Regions from separate parts of the Homo sapiens genome. Here region 1 is linked to region 2. The links are chromatin contacts, found by Hi-C or POLR2A ChIA-PET in ENCODE. All regions are on one chromosome and are shown on one strand. Each heading gives the region's core, a stretch centred on a gene start or an enhancer-like site at or near the end of the contact. The rest is flanking DNA. Distances are from core to core; before and after follow the strand shown.

What was found. A loop is a pair of places that touch in the nucleus more often than their neighbours do. ChIA-PET counts read pairs that join two places held with the same protein, here RNA polymerase II (POLR2A).
Region 1: a loop to region 2 is called in a map of endothelial cell of hepatic sinusoid, with 4 times the contacts of the local background. The contact joins two enhancer-like sites. A Hi-C loop is called at or near these places in 3 of 168 maps with a recorded cell type or tissue (DLD1, endothelial cell of hepatic sinusoid and heart left ventricle). POLR2A ChIA-PET finds 5 or more read pairs at or near these places in 2 of 52 experiments (Panc1 and WTC11).

The regions. Positions count from the first base shown.
Region 1 is chr11:125,249,206-125,252,742 of GRCh38, reverse strand. The region is part of intron 2 of PKNOX2 (PBX/knotted 1 homeobox 2); the gene reads right to left. Among named protein-coding and RNA genes, the nearest start is that of PKNOX2-AS1, 16 kb to the left of the region's middle. Within about 2 kb of position 2,248, at least 2 of the 41 ENCODE cell types and tissues checked have a DNase peak (open chromatin) inside an H3K27ac peak, as active enhancers do.
Region 2 is chr11:125,200,121-125,203,331 of GRCh38, reverse strand. The region is part of intron 1 of PKNOX2 (PBX/knotted 1 homeobox 2); the gene reads right to left. Among named protein-coding and RNA genes, the nearest start is that of PKNOX2, 37 kb to the right of the region's middle. Within about 2 kb of position 1,756, at least 3 of the 41 ENCODE cell types and tissues checked have a DNase peak (open chromatin) inside an H3K27ac peak, as active enhancers do.

The DNA of each region.
Region 1 (3,537 bases), core at 999-3,498, 49 kb before region 2:
GCTGGGATTTGTGCCTGGTCATCTCGCAGCCCGGGGGAGCTACATGGACCTCTCATTGGGTACCACACCTTGTCCTCGTTTTCAGGACCCCACCACTCAACATTCACCAGTTGCCCAAACCAGAAACCTAGAGCCCATCCTTGGTGCCTCCTCTACCTCCCACCACTCCCCCTTCTGAGCCTGCCATTTCTCCATCTGAAACACCTCATAAAGGTACACAGGTCTCTCTCTCCACTGCCTCTGGCTTCAGGCAGGTCATCATAATCTCTGGCAACAGCTTCCTGCAAGGTCTCCTTGCCTTGTTTCTTTTTTTGCCTTCCTCCAATCTATTCCACATATTGAAGCAGTGGCCACCTTTCCAAAACACAGATCTGGCCAAATCAATCTCCTGCTTAAAACTCTTCCACGTCCTTCGAGACTCTCCAGAGTCTCCAGCCCCAGCTTTCCCCACAGCCTTTGTCCCACACGATGCTCCTGAAATGTGGGAAATTTTGCATTTCACCTCATCAGCCAAGCCCTCTCTGGCTACCAGGATGTGATTCACCAAGCTCCCTCTGCCTGGAGTACTTCCACTCACTCCCTGGCCACTTCAGGTATCAGCCCTGATCCCACAAGGTTTCACAAAGTGCCCTCTTCACCGCTTGACGAGCGCTGTGGCCTTGCCTGATGGAGGCACTTAACATATTGTGCTAGAGGTGCCTGCTTACTTGTCAGCTGTCTCTCTTTGCTACCGTTCTATAAGCTCCAAAAGGCATATCTCTAACCTGAATAAGGCCTGAACAGAGTGGGCAATGGACAGGTGTTGAATGAATGACAATAGAACAAATGAATGAACAATGAAGAGACAGGATATATGAACTAAAAAAAAAAACTTGATTGATATAAAATAACATCACTGAGGCCATCACCACAGTGGAATCTGAGCTGAGGAGGTAGAAATATAATATATATATATATTTATATAATATATAATGAGGAGGTAGAAACACAGGATGGAGGCATGAATCCATCTGGGGGTTGAGCCAGCAGGAATGGAGGAAGAGAGGTTGGGTTGGGAACCAGCAGAAAGGCAGGCGGACCTCAGAATCAACTGCCCCTTCCCCTCTTGCTCCCCTGCACCCCATCTGTGTAGATCTCAGCTCCCAGAGAACAGAGTCTCATCAATAAAGGGACTTACACTATTTCATAAACTTTCTTTAAATTAAAATCCAGGCAACGCACACACATACACATATACCCCACAGACATCTTTGTCGCTGAAAAGTTGCTCCCTATAAAATAAAAGAAGCTGTTTAAATGTCTTCCTTCCAAGCTAGCCCCACAGAGCTGGAGCTGAGAATACATTAGCCTTTAATGAAGTGAGACTCTCATCTTCCAGGAGACACCTCATTTAGCGCAATTGTTTCAGAGCCATTACAGAAAGACAATTACAAGGAAGCGGGGAGAGTAATTGGAAATGCTGGCAGGAGTTGGGCGAAATGATAATAAATAAAAATATTCAACCTAATAAGCTTCCAGGAGGGATGGGATGAAGAAAATCAACATAATTAGAACTGAACCTTAGCAAGGAAAAACAGACAGCAGGGTGGCAAGTGCTCAACTTGTACAGGAAGAAAGAAGAAGTCACACGCCTCCCGTGATGACTCGGGGGCTACAGGCCGCTGGCCCCCTCCAGAAGCTGCCAGGGGGTGGAGGGGCGCCCGCAGCCCAGAGCCTGTTGGGCAATCAGCGTTATGCTGTTCCCAGCCACAGAAACCTGGGTGTGTGAAAAAGGCAAGCCCAGCCTGGCACGGCCAGGGGTCCCCCATATGCTGAGGGGAGGCAGAAGGAGGAACCTGGGCCCAGCCCCATTCTGCCCTGCCGATCTCCAGTTGTGCAGCTGTGGGGAGGAGGCCTCAGCTTTCTGAGCCTAAGTTTTCCCATTGTGGGATAAGGGAGGCAGACTGTGAGAGCTGTAAGTGCTCCATCTATGTTGTGTGAAAGCCTGCGGTCTCCTCCGATAGGTGTGTCTTCCTCTCATATTCAGTCCTTATCTGGCAGGTCACCTCTGTCGTTCTGAAATTTCAACACAGGAGCCTAGAAGTTAAGCCTAGTGACTCAGCCTAGACACCCTCGATATAAAAATCATTCCTGACCTCTCTCTGTTTTCCCCAGGGAGTGGTGATCCCTCCAGACTAGCGCTAGGCCCAGGTCTTTCCAGTGGGGTCTGGCACAGCTCCCGCAACACAGCAGCATTTGTTGAGAAGTCTGCCTGTCTCTAAAAGGCTGTGCGCACCGGAGCTCTTGCAGAGGAGATGATACAAGGCCTGGGACTTGTTTCCAAACAACCCCAGTGAAGAGGGAGGGCTGATAGTTGCTGAAGCTGGGTAATGAGTACATGGAGTTCATGATCTACTGCTTGTTCTCTTTCTTGAAATCTGTTTGAAAATTTACATTACAAAAATTTCTTGTTTAGTTATTTTTGTTTGTTTTTGAAAAAAAGAAATATACGTAACTTGAGGTGAAGGACCTCAAATTTATCACCCCAAGCTGGGCATGGTGGCATGCACCTGTAGTCCCAGCTACTCAGGAGGTTGAGGTGGGAGGGTCATTTGAGGCTAGGAGTTCGAGTCTAGCCTGGGCAACATAGTGAGACTCCCATGTCTAAATTGTTTTTTTTTTTTTTTTTTTTTTTTTTGAGACAGAGTTTTGCTCCTGTTGCCCAGGCTGGAATGCAACCACGTGATCTCTGCTCACCGCAACCTCTGCCTCCCGGGTACAAGCGATTCTCTTGCCTCAGCCTCCCGAGTAGCTGGGTTTGCAGGCATGCGCCACCACACCTGGCTAATATTTTTAGTAGAGATGGGGGTTTCACCATGTTGATCAAGCTGGTCTTGAACTCCCAACCTGAGGTGATCCACCCACCTTGGCCTCCCAAAGTGCTGGGATTACAGGCGTGAGCTACCGCGTGCAGCCCAAAATTTTTTATTTTAATTTTGTCGCCCCAGTTCCTATCTTAGAACCTGGTACACAGAAGGCACATACAGTTGTTTTTTGGTATCTGCATGGGATTTGTTCCAGAATCCCACTTGGATACCAAAATCCATGGACACTCGAATCCGTGATACGAAATGGTGTTGTATTTGCATATAACCTACACATATTCTCCCATATACTTTAAATCATCTCCAGATTACCCATAATACCTGATACAATGCAAATGCTGTGTAAATAGTTGTAATACTATATTGTTTAGGAAATAATGACAAGAAAAAAGTCTGCACATGCTCAGTGAAGATGCAGCCATCCCTTTTTCTTTTCTCCAAATATTTTTCATCTGCTGTTGATTGAATTCGTGGATGTGGAACCTATGGATACAGAGGGCTGACTATTCTTGTTTATTTGCTGCACCATGGTTCTCTAGCTATACTATTTAGAAGTAAATCATTGAGGACCAAATCAAAGTCAAATTTTAAAACTTTAAAAGATTCTCCAATAGTATCCATTAGTATCCCATAGTATCCATTTAAATCAGTATGAGTCCAGCCACACATATTT
Region 2 (3,211 bases), core at 507-3,006:
GTTCAAGACCAGCCTGGCCAACATAGCGAGACCTTGTCTTGTCTCTACCAAAAAATTTTAAATTAGCGCACTTGTGGTCTGAGCTACTCGCGAGTCTGAGGCGGGAGGATTGCTTGGACCCAGCTGGTTGAGGCTGCAGTGAGCCATGATCAGCTGACTGCACTCCAGCCTGTCTCATATAAATAAATATTTAGAGGCCAGAGGTGAGGTCCTAGCCTGAACTCTGTACCTCTTGGTTAGATCTGGGGATTTTCTGAGCAGCATAGTCAGAAGGCCTAGCACCATGGTCCCCAGATACCAGAGATTCCAATAAGAATTAAAATGAAGAGCACATAAGGAAAAACTTACCACGGTGAAATTCTATTCTGAGGGCCATATATTCAGGGACTGCAAATATTTTACCTCATAATGAAAGGTTTTTTAAACTCTAAAAATACCTGGCAGCTGGGGGTAGAGAGGAAAGGTGGGAGAATAGTGAGTTAATTTGCCCATCTCTAAAAAGAAAAAAATAATTGTTTAAATAATATAATCAAACAAAGCTTTAAAAATGCTCTGTGGAGCCTGAAGGGGTGATGAAATTATCTGTCCCAGAGCACTCACCCCTCCCCCCCAACCCACAGCCTCCCCAGAGCCCTAAGAGCACATTCCACGGCTCCTCCCCCTGCACTCCAGAAGGCTCCAATGGAAGGTGGGATGGAGGATGCCAGACATCCCTCGGTGTCCCCTGCCAGTGCTCAGCACTCTGTCGGCCTGGACACCTTGGTGCCAGTTTCAGCCCTTCTGTGTGCCTGGACTTCTTCTCCACGGTGCACCTGCCAACTGCCCAGACCTCTTTGGGGACAGACACTTCACCCACATGGCAGTGCAGCCACCTCATCCCTGGAGGGTATGGGGTCTGAGGGGAGAGGTAAAGAGGAAGGATGGGCTCTAGAAGCCAGTGGTCACCACTCCTTGCCCACCCCATCAGCATTAACATTCCCCCAGGACACACAGCCATCAGGGATAAGGCCCCTTGGTGAGGGGTGCAGGGGGCAGGGCAAGCAAAGGGGCAAGGAGGGTCCCAGCTGCAGCCTGGCTGGCCCCTGGCCCTCAGCATGTCTGCAGCGAGATGGGGGGCTGTCTTGGGGATGCCATTCAGGCTGTGTCTTTTGCAGGAGGGGAAGCCAAAGAAAAACATGTATTTATAACATGAACTTTCCCCCTCTCCTTCCCCTCAGCTAACTGATTAATTAAATGAATACAAAGGCCGTCTTGTTGGGAGTCCCAGCCGCACGGACCCTCTGTGTTTTCTTTAAGCCGGCCTAGCAAACAGGAAACAAAAGGCTTAATTCTGTCTGGCTTCATGAAGGGGGCTGTATGTCACAGCCAGAGGCTGGGGCTCCACCAGACCCCAAGGAGCAGCCACAAGGCAGCTCGTGACCCCCAGCCTCCCAGCCGAGCCCACATTCTTCCCCAACCTAGGCTGATGCTAAACTCACTGGGCTCTTGGGGGAAATGCCTACCCAGCAGGAAAGAAACTAAAAGGAGCCAGGAGTGCCTGAGATAAGGCTCTGGAAGAAAACCTTGAAGGAAGTAAGGCTGAGGAATTTGATCCACATGGCCATTAATAACAGGAGAGAGGGAGGGGGTGAAGTCTGGGGCTTTCCTGATGGTGTCGGATGAAAAATCACCATTTTCCAGCTGGCACACTTCCTGCTTCCAGTGAATCTGTCAGATACTCCTTAGCTTGGCAGCCGCACAGGTGGCGCAATCTTCCTTTCACAGGTGGAAACTCCAGCTCGGAGAGGGACACAGGCAGCAAATCACACAGCACCAGGCACCTTCTCCAGCCAGCCTTGACTCTCTCTCCAGGGCTTTACCTGCTCTTCTGTGGCCATTCCTTGTGGACATTTTCCATATCATCTGGAAGTCCCCAGAACTTTGGAGGGAGGCTGCTTTTTTTTTTTCTACCAAGGAAGAAAGCAATATCTGGGAAGGATGCAGTTCCAGAGGTCACAGAGGTTCTGAAGAGCTCATCAGGCCAAAGGCTCTAGGCATCAGCAGTGAGGGGGCTTCACTCAGAGCTCCCGCATGTCTCCTCTAGCTTCCAAACCCCACTGGAAAGTGGAAAGGAAGACCCCGCTTCCTCTTGGGGGTAGAATGGCCATAACCAAGCAGCAATCTGGGTTCAGCCCCAGCCTAAGCTCTCAGGTCAGAAAGGGTTCATGGAAACCAAGGTCCTGGGAGACCAGTGAGAAGGAGCTAAAATGAGCAATGATGGCACAGAGAAGGTGGCCCCAGGCTGAATCTGAGGACAGTGGTCTGCATTAAGGGATCCCCATCAAGTTCTCTACTTCAGAGACTCACGATTCATTCACCAAAGCTTTACCAAGTCCCTCGATGTGCAGTGTACAAAAGGCAGAGACCCCCTGCCCATGAGGATCACACGGTCTAGAGGGGGAGTCCCTTTGGAAAAGAAGCAAGAGACAGCAAGGAAACAAGGGCCCTGCCTGGGTCATTCACTCAGTTGCTTAACCGTTCCTCATCAAGGGCACTGGGGATGCAGTGACGGTCAACCCAGGCCCTGCCCTTGACCTCCTGGAGCACGTCTCATGGGCAAGTCAGACAATAAACTCCACATCACATAAATACATACGTGACTGCAGACTGTGGTGGCCTTGGTGCAGGAGAAACATGGGCATGGGTGACGGCTGTGGCTTCAGTGTAGAGAACAGACGGAGGGCCAGGGGGAGGTTGGGAACCGGCGGGAGGCACTGCAATGAGCCAGGCAAGCGGTGGCAGAGACTTGGGCTCAGGGGGCGGCATGGTGCATGGAGAGCCATGGTTGGGCCAAGAGTCACACCTTACATGACAGGTGGAATTCACAGAACCTATCACTGGGCTACGAGGAAACGAGGGAAGGGTCAAAGTCAAAGCCAGTGCCCAGGTTTTTGACGGCAGAAACTTGGTGAATTCTGCTGCTATTCGGTGAGATTGGGCAGGTTGGGGAGGCACAAGTTAAGGTGTAGGGGGAGGAAATCAAGCTGGCCTGGTCCTTTCTACTCCCTCCCCTGCCTCTAACCCTTGGGAGGGACTCTCTGCTCATCCCTTTGCCTTATTTCTTCATGGGACTAATGGCTGTGACCATGGAGAACAAAATGCTTTGGCAGTGGGGCCCTCTGGTCCCTGCTCCGGTTACCATCTGGGGGAAAGGCCAGCAGCCAGGCTCTGA